Linked DNA regions of Homo sapiens: region 2 is linked to region 1. A link is an interaction called in ENCODE POLR2A ChIA-PET data of the cell type or tissue named here. Cell type or tissue: PC-9. All regions are shown on one strand.

Region 1 (8,000 bases):
CCTACCTTTGCTGGGCTCTGCATAGGGTATGTAAGTTAGTCATAGTAGCCTCCTACCTGGTAAATTTGATGCTCACTTTGTTCCTATACTGCAGTACATTTTTGTGGCTAGAGGAGGCTCACAAAATTATATTTGACTCCATAGCTCTTGCTAATAACTGCCCTCTCAGTTCATGGAGGCTTGAATTCTTCTTTGTGACTTTTTTTGAATCCAACTGAGAATGATAAAAGAGAATTAGCAGTTGTCTCTTTTTTTCTTTTTGAGATGGAGTCTCGCTCTGTCACCCAAGTTAGAGTGCAATGGCGCAATCTCGGCTCACTTCAACCTCTGCTCACTGCAACATCTGCTTCCCGAGTTCAAGTGATTCCACTGCCTCATCCTCCCAAGTAGCTGGGATTACAGGCATGTGACACCACGCCCAGCTAATTTTTATATTTTTAGTACAGATGGGGTTTCGCCATGTTGGCCAGGCTGGTCTCAAACTCCTGACCTCAGGTGACCCACCCACCTTGGACTCCCAAAGTGTTGTGATTACAGGTAGGAGCTACCGCGCCCAGCCAGCAGTTGCCTACTCCATCCTACATGTAATGGCACTTAAATGTTTACCAGAAAATTCATCTTTTACTGACTTCTTCCTATACCTTTTAAGAGACAGGGTCTCATTCTGTCTCCCAGGCTGGAGTACAGTGGCTTGATAATAGCAGCTCACTGCAGCCTCAAACTCCTGGGCTCAAGGGATCCTTCTGCCTCAGCCTCCTAGGTTGGTAGGACTACAGGCATGTGCCACCATGCCTGGCTAATTTTTTATTTTCTTTAGAGACACGGTGTCATTTTACTCAAGCTGGTCTTGAACTCTCGGCCCTAAGTGATCCTCCTGCCTTGGCTTCCCAAAGTGCTGGGATTACAAACACAAGTCACCACACCTAGCCTCTTCTTACAGCTTAATAGGGTAAAACAACAGACTTCTTAAGAATAAGGCACATAAGCGTCTGGGGTGTTGTGAGACTGAAGAATGTGAGATTTTGAGGATAATGGGCTTTGCACACGCTCTTATAAATCAGTCAGTATCCTTCACATTCAATTCTAGCTCAGCATCTGCTTATTTCTAATGGCTATTATTAAGCTAAAGCTTACGCTATCATTAGTCTATAACATATGCTGGGATCACTTTGTCTTATTCTCTGGTGACAAGTCTGACAAGACAGGAATTTTTTTTTTTTTTTTTGAGACAGAATCTCGCTCTGTCACCCAGGCTGGAGTGCAGTGGTGCGATCTCGGCTCACTGCAACCTCCGGCTCACTGCGACCTCCGCCTCACGGGTTCAAGCGATTCTCCTGCCTCAGCCTCCTGAGTATCTGGGATTAGAGTCACGCGCCACCACCACGCCTAGCTAATTTTTGTATTTTTAGTAGAGATGGGGTTTCACCATATTGGTCAGGCTAGTCTCGAACTCCTGACATCGTGATCTGCCCGCCTCAGCCTCCCAAAGTGCTCGGATTACAGGTGTGAGCCACTGCGCCCAGCCTTTTTCTTTCTTTTTTTTGAGACTGAGTCTCGCTCTGTCACCCAGGCTGGAATGCAGTGGTGCTATCTCTGCTCAACGCAACCTGCACCTCCTGGGTTCAAGCAATTCTCCCACCTCAGCCTCCCAAGTAGTTGGGATTACAGGCATACGCCACCACTAAAAGTACAAAAAAGAATTCCCGTGCCCAGCTAGGAATTCTCTTTATATATGCTGCAGGTAGTGTGAACTGGCATATTCTTTCTGAAAAGCAATTTGACAAAATGCATGAAGAGTTCTAAAAATGTTCATGGCTCTTTCAGCCAGTAACTACACTTTCAAGAATCTACAGAGGCCGAGCACAGTGGCTCACTCCTGTAATCCCTACGCTTCGGGAGGCTGAGGCGGGTGGATCACCTGAGGTCAGGAGTTCAAGGCCAGCCTGGCCAACATGATAAAACCCCGTCTCTACTAAAAATACAAAAAATTAGCTGGGTGTGGTGGCGCCTGCCTGTAATCCCAGCTACTCAGGAGGCTGAGGCAGGATAATCACTTGAACCCAGGAGGTGGGGGTTGCAGTTAGCCAAGATCGCGCCACCGCACTTCAGCCTGGGCAACAAGAGAGTTGAAAGAACTCAGATTTATATATATAAAAATATACATATATTTTATTATATACAAATATATAAAATATTTATTTACATATAATATATAATTACTATAATTTATATATAATATATATTTTAAAATATATTTTATTTATTATTTTATATATATGGTTTTTTTTTTTTTTTAGACGTAGTCTCACTCTGTTGCCCAGCAGGCTGTAGTGTAGTGGTGCGATCTCGGCCCACTGCAACCTCTGCCTCTTGGGTTCAAGCAATTCTCTTGCCTCAGCCTCCTGAGAGTAGCTGGGGCTACAGGAGCGTGCCACCACGCCCGGCTAATTTTTGTATTTTTGTAGAGATGGGGTTTCACCATGTTGGCCAGACCTCGTGATCCTCCCAAAGTGCTGGGATTACAGGCGTGAGCCACCGCGCCCGGCCCAGAGAGATATATTTATATATAGAAAAGTTCATCACATGATTCTTTTATTATCAAAACATTATAATGTATAATAAATAATTAAAAAGTGTTAAATTACAGTACAGTATATCCATATACTGGAATGTATGTAGATACCTACACATGATTAAAAGGAGTTTTTTTAATGACATAAAACAATTTTTATAATATAATGCTATTTTAAAAAATGATTATTGGCCGGGTGTGGTGGCTCATGCCCGTAATCCTAGCACCTTGGGAGGCAGAGGTGGGAGGACTGCTTGAGGCCAAGAGTTCAAGACCAGCCTGGGCAACATAGGGAGACCTCATCTCTACAAATAATTCTAAAAAGTAGCCAGGCATGGTGATGGAATCTCTCAGCCTGGGTGACAGAGTGAGACCTTGTTTCAAAATAAAAAATTTAAAAATTAAAAAAGTAAAAATGATTCTTTTAAAACAAAAACAAGCCGGACGCAGTGGCTCATGCCTGTAATCTCAGCACTTTGGGAAGCTGAGGCAGGTGGATCACCTGAGGTCAGGAGTTCAAGACCAGCCTGGCCAAAACAGTGAAAACCCATCTCTACTAAAAATTCAAAAATTAGCTGGGTATGGGGCTGGGTGTGGTGGCTTACACCTGTAATCCTAGCACTTTGGGAGGCCGAGGCAGGTGGATCACCTGAGGTCAGGAGTTCAAGACCAGCCTGACCAACATGGAGAAACCCGTCTCTACTAAAAATACAAAATTAGCCGGGCATGGTGGTGCATGCCTGTAGTCCCAGCTACTCGGGAGGCTGAGGCAGGAGAATCGCTTGAACCTGGGAGGCCAAGGTTGTGTTGAGCCGAGATTGCCCCACCGCACTCCAGCCTAGGCAATAAGAGTGAAACTGCCTCCAAAAAAAAAAAAAATTAGCTGGTTGTGGTGGCACACACCTGTAATCCCGGCTACTACTTGGGAGTTTGAGGCACGAGAATCGCTTGAACCTGGGAAGCAGAGGTTGCAGTGAGCCAAGACTGTGCCACTGCACTCCAGCCTGGGCATAGAGTGAGACTCTATCTCAAAAAACAAAAAACAAACAAAAAAAACCAAACCAAACAAAACAAACAAAAAAAAACAAGGTCTTGCTCTGTCACCCAGGCTGGAAGTGCAGTGGTGAGATCACAGCTCACTGCAGCCTAGAACTCCTGGGCTCAAAGTATCCTCCTGCCTCACCCTCTGAGTAGCTGGGATCACAGGCATGCACCATCATGCCCAGCGAATTACATTTTTTTCTTTTTTTGAGATGGAGTCTTGCTTTGTTGCCCAGGCTGCAGTGCAGTGACACGATCTCAGTTCACTGCAACCTCCGCCTCCTGGGTTCAAGCAATTCTCTGCCTCAGCCCCCTGAGTAGCTGGGATTACAGACGCCCACCACCACGCCCGGCTAATTTTTGTATTTTTAGTAGAGACGGGGTTTCACCATCTCGGCCAAGCTGGTCTTGAACTCCTGACCTCATGATCCACCTGCCTTGGCCTCGCAAAGTACTGGGATTACAGGCTTGAGCCACCCAGCCTGGCCTTTTTTTTTTTTTTTTTTTTTTTTTTTTGTAGAGACAGCATCTCACGATGTTACCTAGGCTGGTCTCAAACTCCTGGCCTCAAGCAATCCTTCCACCTCAGCCTCTCAAAGTGTTGGAATTACAGGCATGAGTCATTGCACCTGCCAAAAAAAAGAATTCTAAATTGTACATCTAGCTGTAATCATATGTGTGTGTGTGTGTGTGTGTGTGTGTGTGTGTGTGTATGTAGCATATATATAGTGCATATATATAGTGCATATATATAGTGTACATAAAGATGGGAAAGATTAAATACAAGACTAATAGTAGCTCTCTCTGGGTGGTAGGGATTATGGTTGAATATTGTCTTCTTGACATTTTCTCTATATTCCTGATTTCCTACAGTGGCAATATCTATTATCTATATAGATATACAGATACATATTTTTTTTTGAGACGGAGTTTCACTCTTGTTGCCGAGGTTGGAGTGCAATGGCATGGCCTCAGCTCACTGCAACCTCTGCCTCCCAGGTTCAGGCAATTCTCCTGCCTCAGCCTTCTGAGTAGCTAGGATTACAGGTGTGCACCACCATGCCCAGCCAATTCTCCTGCCTCAGCCTCCTGAGTAGCTGGGATTACAGGCGTGCACCACCACGCCCAGCCAATTTTTTTCTTTTTTTGAGACAGAGTCTTGCTCTGTTGCTCAGGCTGGAGTGCAATGGCACGATCTTGGCTCACTGCAACCTCCGCCTCCCAGGTTCAAACGATTCTTCTGCCTTAGCCTCCTGAGTAGCTGGGATTACAGGCGCACGCCACCACACGTGGCTAATTTTTGTATTTTTGCAGAGATGGGGTTTCACCATGTTGGCCAGGCTGGTTATGAACTCCTGACCTCGTGATGCGACCACCTCAGCCTCCCAAAGTGCTAGGATTACAAGTGTGAACCACTGCACTCATCCGGCAATATATTTTTATGTTGAGGGGAAGAAAGCTTTTTAAATACAAAACATGCCAATAAGGATGGATAAAATGTGGTATACGCATACAATGGAATATTATTCAGCTATAAATCCGTGAAGTTCTGATACACTATGACCTCGATGAACCCTGAAAACACTAAGTTAAGTGAGTGTTTTCAGGCCTCCAGGCACAAAAGGACAAATACTGCATGATTCTATTCATATGAAACATCTAGAATAGGCAATCCATAAAATAGAAAGTAGATTGGCGGTTACCAAGGGCTGGGGTAGAGGGGAATAAGGAGTTATTGTTTAATGGGTATCAAGTTTCAGTTGAGGGAAATGAAAAAAGTTCTAGAGATGAACAGTAGTGATGTTTGGCCAACATTGTGATGTATGCCAATGAATTGTATAGTTAAAAACAGCTGGCCAGGCGCGGTGGCTCATGCCTGTAATCCAGCACTTGGGAGGCCAAGGCAGGCGGATCATGAGGTCAGCAGATCAAGACCATCCTGGCTAACATGGTGAAACCCCATCTCTACTAAAAATACAAAAAATTAGCCAGGCGTGGTGGCGGGCGCCTGTAGTCCCAGCTACTCGGGAGGCTGAGGCAGGAGAATGGTGTGAACACAGGAGGCGGAGCTTGCAGTGAGCCGAGATCGCACCACTGCACTCCAGCCTGGGCAAAAGAGCGAGACTGCACCTCAAAACAACAACAAAAAACAAACAAAAAACCAAAAAAAAAAAACAAAAAAAAACCCTGGCTAAAATGGCAAATTTTGTGATATATATATAGATATATCTACACACACACACACACACACACACACACACACACACACACACAGAGTAAAAAACAAAACAAAAAGCCAAAAGAACAGGACCCTAAGAGAGAAAGAAGGATGCTATGGAATGGTAAAGTGAATAGGACATGGTGCTTCCCTTTTACTCTCGTGTACTCAGAGCTGTCTATCTATGGGCACCTGAGGCTCTAGCTGGAGGAAGAAGGAACTGCAGGAAGAGCCCGCCATTAACTTTAGGTCCTCTTTCTGTACAACTGGTTCAGAAAAAACAAGAACCAGGAAGAGGAAAATGTAAAAAGTAAAACTTATGTGTCCAATTACAAAATTTATATTCCCAGCCTTAAGCTTTCTCTAAGCCCTAGCTCCCTATAGCTAACTTACTGCAGAACAATCCCACCTGGAATAATCAGTACCTCTTAAATTTAATAGGTTCTAAGCAAACTCATCACAGAGAATCAGCATGCTATAAACTAGAAACAACGAATAAACATGTTCCCAGCCGTCAAGACTCTTTATAAGCTACTGAAAACAGACTACTGGATTAATAAGTTACCATTATACACCACGATATGAGATAGCGAAAAACATATTATAGAAGAGCAACTTAGGCTAACAGCAGTAAAAGTACAGAGAAAGGGTTGACTATACCTGGAAAGACAGGAAGGGTTTCATGGAGGCTGAATTATACCCTGATTAAGACAGAAGCTGTCCTCTGAATATTATTATAAAACTCTATGAAGCAACTTGGAACAATTAGGGCATCTGAATCGGAAAGTGCTTTTTGGTTACACTTCTTACCAAATAAACTGGAAAAAATCTGTTGTTTCTGAGAAATAAAACAGATCCTTTTGTCAATGGATTCATGCAATTGGGGAAGAAAAGGTGACAGCACAGTCACTACATTCAACTAGATTACCAAATAACAAGCACATTCAAATATTTTCAAATGTTACAGAACATAAAACATTTTCAGAAATTTGGTTCTGGATGATACTCTGTAAGTCTGCCTAAGAATTCCTTTCAAAAAGCTGGTTATTGGCCAGGCGCAGTGGCTCACACCTGTAATCCTCCCAGGACTTTGGGAGGCCAAGGCAGGTGGAACTTCTGAGGTCAGGAGTTTGAGACGAGCCTGGCCAATGTGGTGAAACCCCGTCTCTACTAAAAATATAAAAATTAGCCAGATGTGGTGGTGCGCCTATAATCCCAGCCACTCAGGAGGCTGAGGCATGAGAATTGCTTGAACCCAGGAGGCAGTAGGTTGCAGTGAGCCAAGACTGTGCCACTGCACTCCAGCCTGAGTAACACAGTGAGACCATCCCCCCACCAAAAAAAAAAAAAAAAAGCTGGTTATTTATTTGACCTTTGTATGAAACTGTCTCTGAAACCCCTCATCCCTTAGTTTTGTTTTTTTTTTTTTTGAGATGGAGTCTTGCTCTGTCACCAGGCTGGAGTGCAGTGGCATGATCTGGGCTCACTGAAACCTCTGCCTCCAGGGTTCAAGCGATTCCCCTGCCTCAGCCTCCTGAAGTCCTATCCTTTAGTTTCTGACAGCCTTGGATTTTTCTTTGTTTGGTAACATTAAAAACAAACAAACAAACCTATATATAATTTATTATACCAAATCAATGAACTATTATACCAAATGAACTATTATACCAAATGAACTATTATACCAATGAACTATTATACCAAATCAATGAACCAAAGAAGGTCAGAGAAGCTTGTCTTATTCCAAATAGTCTTTTAGTTTTTTTTTTTTTTTAGACAGTCTTGCTCTGTCGCCCAGGCTAGAGTGCAATGGCACGATTTCAGCTCACTGCAACCTCTGCTTCCCAGGTTCAAGCGATTCTCCTACCTCAGCCTCCTGAGTAGCTAGGATTACAGGCATGCACCACCACACTCAGCTAATTTCTGTATTTTTAGTAGAGACAGTGTTGTACCATGTTGGCCAGGCTGGTCTTGAACTCCTGACCTCAGGTGATCCACCTGCTTTGGCCTCCCAAAGTGCTACGATTACAGGAGTGAGCCACCGCACCCAACCTTAGTTTTTAAAGTTTCTGAAGAGGACACCAATTAAGCTCTGGAAGGGGGAAAAAAAATCACAAATACTGATAGCTTGGATAGTACTAATGTTAGTGACATTCAGTACTGACAGTA
Region 2 (8,000 bases), 250 kb after region 1:
TTTAATAATTGACTTTTTATTTTAATGATGGTTTATACTCACATAAACATATATAATTGCCTGCATAGTATGTCTTAGTGATTGAGATGAAAGGCATGTCCAATGCCTTTTTAAATCTTAATTATGTGTCAAAGTGCAGTCTCTATTTTTATTTACTTACTTCTTCATTTTTAATGTTTGTTTCCTTTCCAAATATGGTCTCTAAGTGTTCAGATATTTATACTCTATTTTTATCAGTTGCAAGGGGTCTTAAATCACTTTTCGTAGATATGTTTACATGTCTGCTATATTACCTGTTATTGCAGAAACATGGTGGCTTAAAATAAAACATTTATTTTCTTACAGTTTTGGAGGAATGGAATCAGGTACGTTAGATAACTTCCTCAAGGTTGTTGAGCTTAGTGTCAGAACTGCAGTTCTAGCGGTTTTTAGTCCATTTGGGCTGCCATAATGGAATCCCACAGACCGGGTGGCTTATAAACCACAGAATTGTTTCTTACAGTTTTGGAGGCTGAGAAGTCCAAGATCAAAGAACTGGCAGATTTGGTGTCTGGTGACAGCCTGCTCTCTGGTTCATAGAAAACTGCCTTCACTCTTTGTCCTCATACAGCAGAAGGGGCAAGGGAGCACTCTGAGGTCTCTTTTACAAGGGACTAATCCATTCATGAGGGCTCTGCCCTCATTACCTAATCATTTCTCATTGGCCCCTACCTCCAAATACCATCACATTGGGGATTAAGTTTCAACATAGAAATTTTGGGTGGGGGGACACAAACATTCAGTCTTTAGCGGTAGCTAAAGGTATTTCTGACTTCAAAGTGGATTGTTCTTAGCCATCATACTTTATTACCAACATAGTTGGTTTTGGAAGAAATTTAAACAATATATATGACCAAATTCCCAGATAAAAGGATTAATATTTTATTAGCATTTTCATCAGTAAAATCTTGTACATAGCATCCTAGAGCTGAAACTTTCAGATTATTAACTACCTTGTGTTTCATTTGAAAAATAAGAGTAAGACTCTGGTAAGCTGAATTGATTTACCCAAAATTACAGGTCATATTAAGTCATAGAGCCAGGCCTGGATCATTGAGTTTCCCACTTCAGTCTTATAACACGTGATTCATGAAGTTAATTTTGTTAATTCCTTGCTTTCTGTTCTGTAAGTTTGAATTTCCATATAATAAAGGAGATACTGAATTTTGTTTTATTATGTGTTTATTTAAAATTGACAGAATATCAACTTGCAAGGCCTTCTGATGCAAACAGAAAGGAAATGTTGTTTGGAAGCCTTGCTAGACCTGGACATCCTATGGGAAAATTTTTTTGGGGTAAGATACTAAATACATCATCTTATTTCATATTTTCTAGTTAAGATTTAGAATAAGAAAAGTTGATAAAGAATTGAAAATTATAAAGCTAGAGTCCCTAGGTACCTTTTACCTTTTAGGATAGCTAGTTAGCCTTTCAAACGCGAAGTTGTTAAATATGCCTCTATTTGGTTCTCTAACAGTGAATATAGCAAGAGTAACACCTAACATTTTGTGAATGCTTTTTAAGTGCCAGATACTGTGCTAACACTACATGAATTATTTCATTTGATCATTATCACAATGTTCAGAGATAGGTACCATTATCATCTCCATTTAAAGATAAACAGGTTTAGGCCAGGCGTGGTGGTTCACACCTGTAATCCCAATGCTTTGGGAGGCTGAGGTGGGAGAATCACTTGAGACCAGTTCAAAACCAGCCTTGGCAACATAGTGAGACCCCATCTCTATTTTAAATTTCAGTCAAGTTATCTCATTTGTTTAAATCACACAGATAGTAAGTGGTGGATGTGAGATTTGAACATCTGTTTATCTGATTATAAAGTCTGTGCTCTACCTCAGCCTGACATTTCCATTTGTCAACAGAGTTAGCAATAGTTTCTGTAAGAGTTTTTGAACTGCGACTTAATTTTGTTCATCTAGTAAACTGTTTAACTGGTGTCTGTTTTTCATAATGGCATTTTCTTAGTGGGAGGATTTAGTTACAGCCTCATATTAATCCTGTTGACTATAGAGTAAAATTTAGGATGAGATGATCTGAATTATTCTTTAAAGGGTGTTTTGTTTCCCTGTATATTTCTGTACAGTTATATACATTTTATAGGGCATTCTTGCTTCATGTGTTTTATTTTTAAGAATTAGATAGCCGGGCGCGGTGGCTCACGCCTGTAATCCCAGCACTTTGGGAGGCCGAGGCGGGTGGATCATGAGGTCAGGAGTTTGAGACCAGCCTGGCCAAGATGGTGAAACCCCGTCTCTACTGAAAATACAAAAATTAGCTGGGTGTGGTGGCTCATGCCTGTAGTCCCAGCTACTTGGGATGCTGAGGCAGGAGAATCGCTTGAACCCAGGAGGTGGAGGTTGCCATGAGCTAAGATCGTGCTATTGCACTCCAGCCTGGGCGACAAGAGCGAAACTCCGTCTTTAAAAAAAAAAAAAAAAAAAGAATTAGGCAAAAATATTATTAAAATAATTAGAAAGAACCTGGATTGAATACTGCTAGACTAATTATTAAGCAAGGAAGCTTAGGGAGTTATTGTCTGTTTTTTTAAGGTTTTCCCAGAGATTAATTCCTTGGATATTAAAATATACTTCAGAATTGTTTCTTATGCATTTTTGTCTTATTAATATTAATACATTATTGCACACTGGTTCAATATTCTTGAGTCCCTTGGGTTATTTCATTAATCATGTATGGTAGCAAAATATGCATTGATGATGTAGAAGACTTTTAACAAAGTTAACTTAGTTATATCTATAATTTTTTTCATTCTTTTATAGGAAATGCTGAGACGCTCAAGCATGAGCCAAGAAAGAATAATATTGATACACATGCTAGATTGAGAGAATTCTGGATGCGTTACTACTCTTCTCATTACATGACTTTAGTGGTTCAATCCAAAGGTAACTATTAATTATGGCTCTTAGAGTTACCTTGAAGTAGCGCTTTCTTAGGATTTGTTTGCCTGTATCAGTGTTGTAGTGTACTATTAATTACTTTAGTGCTTGACCTTAATACAAAGTAAAGGAAATCAGAACTTGGAGATGTCACGTAGCTAGTGGCAAAGCTCAGGGAAACACAAGATGATGAGATTCTCAGGCAAATTTTTTTCTCTTACAGAAATAGGTCTTATCTGTAAGATAAGATATGTAGGCTGGTCTGTGAATGTACTAATATTCTAATAGGTCATGAATTGATCTTTTAAGCCACCTTCAGCTGCAATTGTATCTGTGGTTTTACATTTACTCTATATCGATTACAAACTCTTACAGGGCAAAGTGTTGGTTTGTTCATTCTTACATAAGGTCCTGTAAAAATGGCATGATTAATTGAGATTGACATGGTGACAATTTAAGAATTATCTTAAATATAAAATACTGATGAATACCTCTATGGCAGAACTATCTTAAATGTAAAGACTGATGAATATCTCTATTTTCCTTCTTTTATCATTGTCTTCAGTAACTCACATTCACTTTTTCTCATTAAGGAAATCATGGAAGCTTTCTTTTGTTTTCTTTACATTTCAACCTACTTGTTTTTCAAAGTTAGTAAATTGCTAAATTATTCCTTTTAACATACCTTATAGTTTGCACATTTCTATTTGAAATGCTAATCCTCTCACCCTAATGTGATTCCCCTTTTTATAAAGTTTTGCTTTTTACATTGTCAAAATTAAGATCAAATCTGACTTGGCTCTTAGATGTAAAACATTTTCGCATTTATGATCAAAATGAGTTCACTAAAGTTGACTTGAAGGTAAAGTTTCGTGGTATGGTAGATTCTTCTGTTCAAATTGCTTTTAGGTTCCTTTTACATTTGCTAAATTAGGCAATTCCATATTTGGTATTCCCCAAGTTAATTCACAATTTTTGATTATTGTGTTTGCAAATAATTCCATGTGTTTTTCTTGAACTAGTTATTCTGTTTCTTTTGTATTCTCTTCCTCTATGATGGCAGATATAAGAGCTTATTAATGCTTATTTCAAAATTTTAAAACAAGTCCTAGAGTTTTTGTTTTTTAGCAAGACAGGGTTTTGCTCTGTCATTCAGGCTACAGTGCAGTGGCACAATCATAGCTCATTGTAACCTCAAATGCCTGGGCTCAGGTGATCCTCCTGCCTCTGCCTCTGAGATAGCTGGGATTACAGGCCCCAGCCACTGTGCCTAGGCTAGAGTTTTGATGAAAACTATGTACAATGTAGATTTCATAGGATTTAGATTTTTAGCATTAATTATACCATTTAAGAGTCAAACATCTATATAAATAATATAAATTCAGAAATGATTAGTCTGAATCCCAGGTTTTATATAATGGGGTTCTCTATTGAGAATTAGTGAAATTCATGTGCCTGGTAGAACTAACAAATACTCTTCAATGATGGTCACTCAGATAAAGCAAAAAGTTTCCTTTTTCGTTTAGATCTGTTTTTTACTATAAATTTCCAAAGAATTTCTTACTAAATATAAGAAGTGAATCAAAGGAAAACATAAATCATATATATGTATGATATATATATATATAAAGCCTAAAAAGAAGACCTATGAGTTAAAACCTCAGCAAGTGTACATTAATGTAAAACAAGTGGAATATAAAAGTACTGATGAGATGGCAAAAAGGAGAGGTTAATGTAATATGGGTTAGTACGGAAAAACCTTCCAAGAGGATGTAAGTTTTAGAATGGGCGTAGGATGGTTGGCATAATCTTATCTCTTGGTCCTTCACACTAGCCTAATGCTAAAGATATATTTTTTTGTTAAACTTGTGTGCCTTTTCTGACTTTACCAGGGAGAAATAAAGGGGTCTCACAAAATTCTGTGTGTCGTAAGGTTTTCTTTTCTACTGTTATTTTTCCTGTTCATCCATTACTGGTTCAGGAGTGGCAAGTAATGGCCAAATTAAAATATCCCTTTGTTTTTTAGCTAAAGATCTCTGAGAAATCTAATTGCATTTCTACCTTGAATAATGTCATTGCATTTTCCTGTCTCTTCCCTGCCCTCCCCTCTCAAGAAACACTGGATACTTTGGAAAAGTGGGTGACTGAAATCTTCTCTCAGATACCAAACAAGTAAGATATTTATTTTCATACATCATACACCTTCAGAGTTAAAGAGACCATTATCTTGTATGAGTCCCAAAGGTTTTTTGCTTTTTTATTTTTACACAGGTGATAGAATTAAGACCTAAACAAACTTAATGACTGTCAAGATCACACAGCTTTTGAGTGGGTAAACTAAGATGACAAGCCAAGTTTCCATAGTTCAAAATTTACAGGCTTGTAAATGTATATAGTAAGCAATAATTCTGAAAAATTTATGCCTCCTTTTACATTTATTTAGAGCTTTTCTGTGATACGAAAGAAAATACTATATGAGAGGCAGAAGAATATGCACACTTACATCCCCCGTATTGGGACAAATTGTGTTCTGAAAATTTGTTTTTTTTAAGTCAGTTGTTTGGATATTGCACTGGTTTTCCCCATAAAAGAAGTAATCTTTTAGATGATGGCTGACTTTCCATACTGCCTGAAAAACTTACTTCATATAGTCAAACCAGATGTTCTTTTATAAGAAATTGTATGTCGAGTTTCAGTTCAGGATGATTTAAACATTTTTTCTCCACCTCAAATTCATCAAAATAGTACAAATATTTAAAAGATACATTACTGCTACCTTTTTGTTACAAAGTTTACAAAAAATTTAATTCTGAAGCAATGAAATCTTTCTTCCTGTACTTAGTAGTTTGCATTTTAACAAAATTAATGAAAACAGATATTTTTTCTTGCATCAGATGGGTAACCTGTGGATTTTCCCAATTAGTCTTCTAATACATAATTAGAAACCAGCATAAAATGTTAGAATAACTTATAATGACAACTGATTGGTTATTATTAATTTGGCTTTATATGAATTTCCATTGATAATTAGCAGTGCTTTTTGGTATGTAAAGGTAATCAAGAGCATGACAAATTTGTGGGGCTGTTTTTTCTGATTAGAAGTCTTGAGTGTGAACTATGGAAATATCAAATGTGAAACTTTAATAAAATCAGAGGTGTGTTTAATAGAGGAATTCATTAGGTTCTGTCAATCCCTGATGAGCATTAAAAAAAATCTCATATATTATTCACTAATAACTTTGGTTCCTTAATTAGACAGGTTAAAAATTCTTTGAGGCATTTAATACTAATTTGCATCAACTGTGTTTTGGAAGAAATATTAAAGTTACAATATCTTCAACCAGAGTAGAAGCCCCTAGGAGGGACCAAGTCTTTTAAATACCACAGTGCCTAATATAGTGCTTTATACCTAATATTCACTTCATGTATAATCGTTGATTTTAAAAAAGTATTATCTCTAGTTTGTTTCTTTCTGGAATGGCTTTGTCTAGGAGGAGAACTGAAATTAAATGAGGCTGATAGAGTCAGTAAATATTGGGGTGAGAGGGGGTCCTTTAAATTCATTCTCTATCTCTTGAGTTGTAAAGACTTTTGAGTTATTGGGCTGAGGCTAAGAACAGATTGTGTAACTGAAGATTTTGTGGCTGTGTTGCCATCTATTTGTTCATGCCTGGAATGCTTTCCAAGAAGGAGTATGTAGAATAGATTATAAATATCTCTCAGTTAGATATCCCTAAAGATATTGCTTATAAAGGCTTTTGCCAGTTAAATTTGTATGTATTTGTTTTATTTTCAGTGGGTTACCCAGACCAAACTTTGGCCATTTAACGGATCCATTTGACACACCAGCATTTAACAAACTTTATAGAGGTTTGTGAACCAAAAGTTTAAAACTGTTTGAAATAATGTTAGCACATTCTCTATAACCTAATTGAAGCTGCCAATTTTCATTGAAAATGAGAACACAACAGAAAATACAGCTGGGTTGGAAAGGAAGTAGATGGGCAATGGAGATCTAATTAATAATAGATAGCAGACCACTGACTAGCTGCAGATCGATTGATTCTGGTGCCCTGCTGCTACTTCAGTCTATTTCATGCTTTCTCCTTGTTTTACCTTTCTTCCCTTTTGTTCTCTGTTTTGTTAAATTTTCATTCATGTTTCATTTTATTTATATTCTGCTCTTTTGCCTTTAAATGAATAAAAATAGATGAGAGGGAAAACACTTTGGCAATCGTTTCCTTTTAAATTCATTGTGAAAGTAATATTTGCTAAATAAAAATATAAAATGTCAAGAAATGGGAGATAAATCACCCTTAAATCTTACCATGAAGAGAAGTCATTTGTATCGGATTTCTTTTTTTTTTTTTTGGAGACAGAGTCTCGCTCTGTTGCCCAGGCTGGAGTACAATGGCATGATCTCAGCTCACTGCTTCGCCTCCCAGGTTCAAGCGATTCTCCTGCCTCAGCCTGCTGAGTGGCAGTGATTACAGGCACTCACCACTATGCCCAGCTGATTTTTGTGTTTTTAGTAGAGACAGGGTTTCACCACATTGGCCAGGCTGGTCTCGAACTCCTGGCCTCAAGTGATCCGCCTGCCTTCGCCTCCCACAGTGTTGGGATTACAGGCATGAGCCACCACGCCCGGCCTCCAGATTTCTTTCTGATTTTCTAATAGGTATATTTTCTTAACAAAGTCGAGATTATAAAGTATATATATAATTCTGTCTCCTGCTTTGTTTCATTTAATAGTATACCTGTAATAACTACATAATGAGTTGTGTGATTACATTATAATTTACTTAACAATTTGCCTACAGTGAATATTGCAGAAACATTCTTAATTCACCATCTCTCTTTATTCTATCACGGCAGATTTTTTTTTCTGTTTTTACTAATTGCCTTAGGTATTCCCTCCTTCTTCACCCCGTTACCAGTCTCTTTTGCTTTCCCCTAATCAGTGACTGTTTTGTTACACGCTTCTGCTGCTGGCTCCATTCTGTTAATATTAAACTAACTCTTTCCAGAGACAACTTACTTTTTATTGTA

The links. ChIA-PET counts read pairs that join two places held together with the same protein. Peaks named below come from ENCODE experiments on the same cell type or tissue, not always from the same donor. Only the 100,000 strongest peaks of a DNase experiment are listed, where the experiment ranks them.
Region 2: POLR2A ChIA-PET joins it to region 1 with 19 read pairs; 2 of 35 experiments call an interaction of 5 or more read pairs at or near these places.

The regions. Positions count from the first base shown.
Region 1 is chr1:52,069,819-52,077,818 of GRCh38, reverse strand. All of the region lies in intron 3 of BTF3L4 (basic transcription factor 3 like 4), which reads right to left. Among named protein-coding and RNA genes, the nearest start is that of BTF3L4, 18 kb to the right of the region's middle. In PC-9, no CTCF peak of the experiment used is centred here; no DNase peak of the experiment used is centred here.
Region 2 is chr1:51,818,621-51,826,620 of GRCh38, reverse strand. NRDC (nardilysin convertase) reads left to right here. Exons shown (of 31, transcript NM_001101662.2): 6 at 1,239-1,334; 7 at 2,835-2,957; 8 at 5,066-5,123; 9 at 6,748-6,821. Among named protein-coding and RNA genes, the nearest start is that of MIR761, 14 kb to the left of the region's middle. In PC-9, no CTCF peak of the experiment used is centred here; no DNase peak of the experiment used is centred here; H3K27ac peaks cover 412 bases.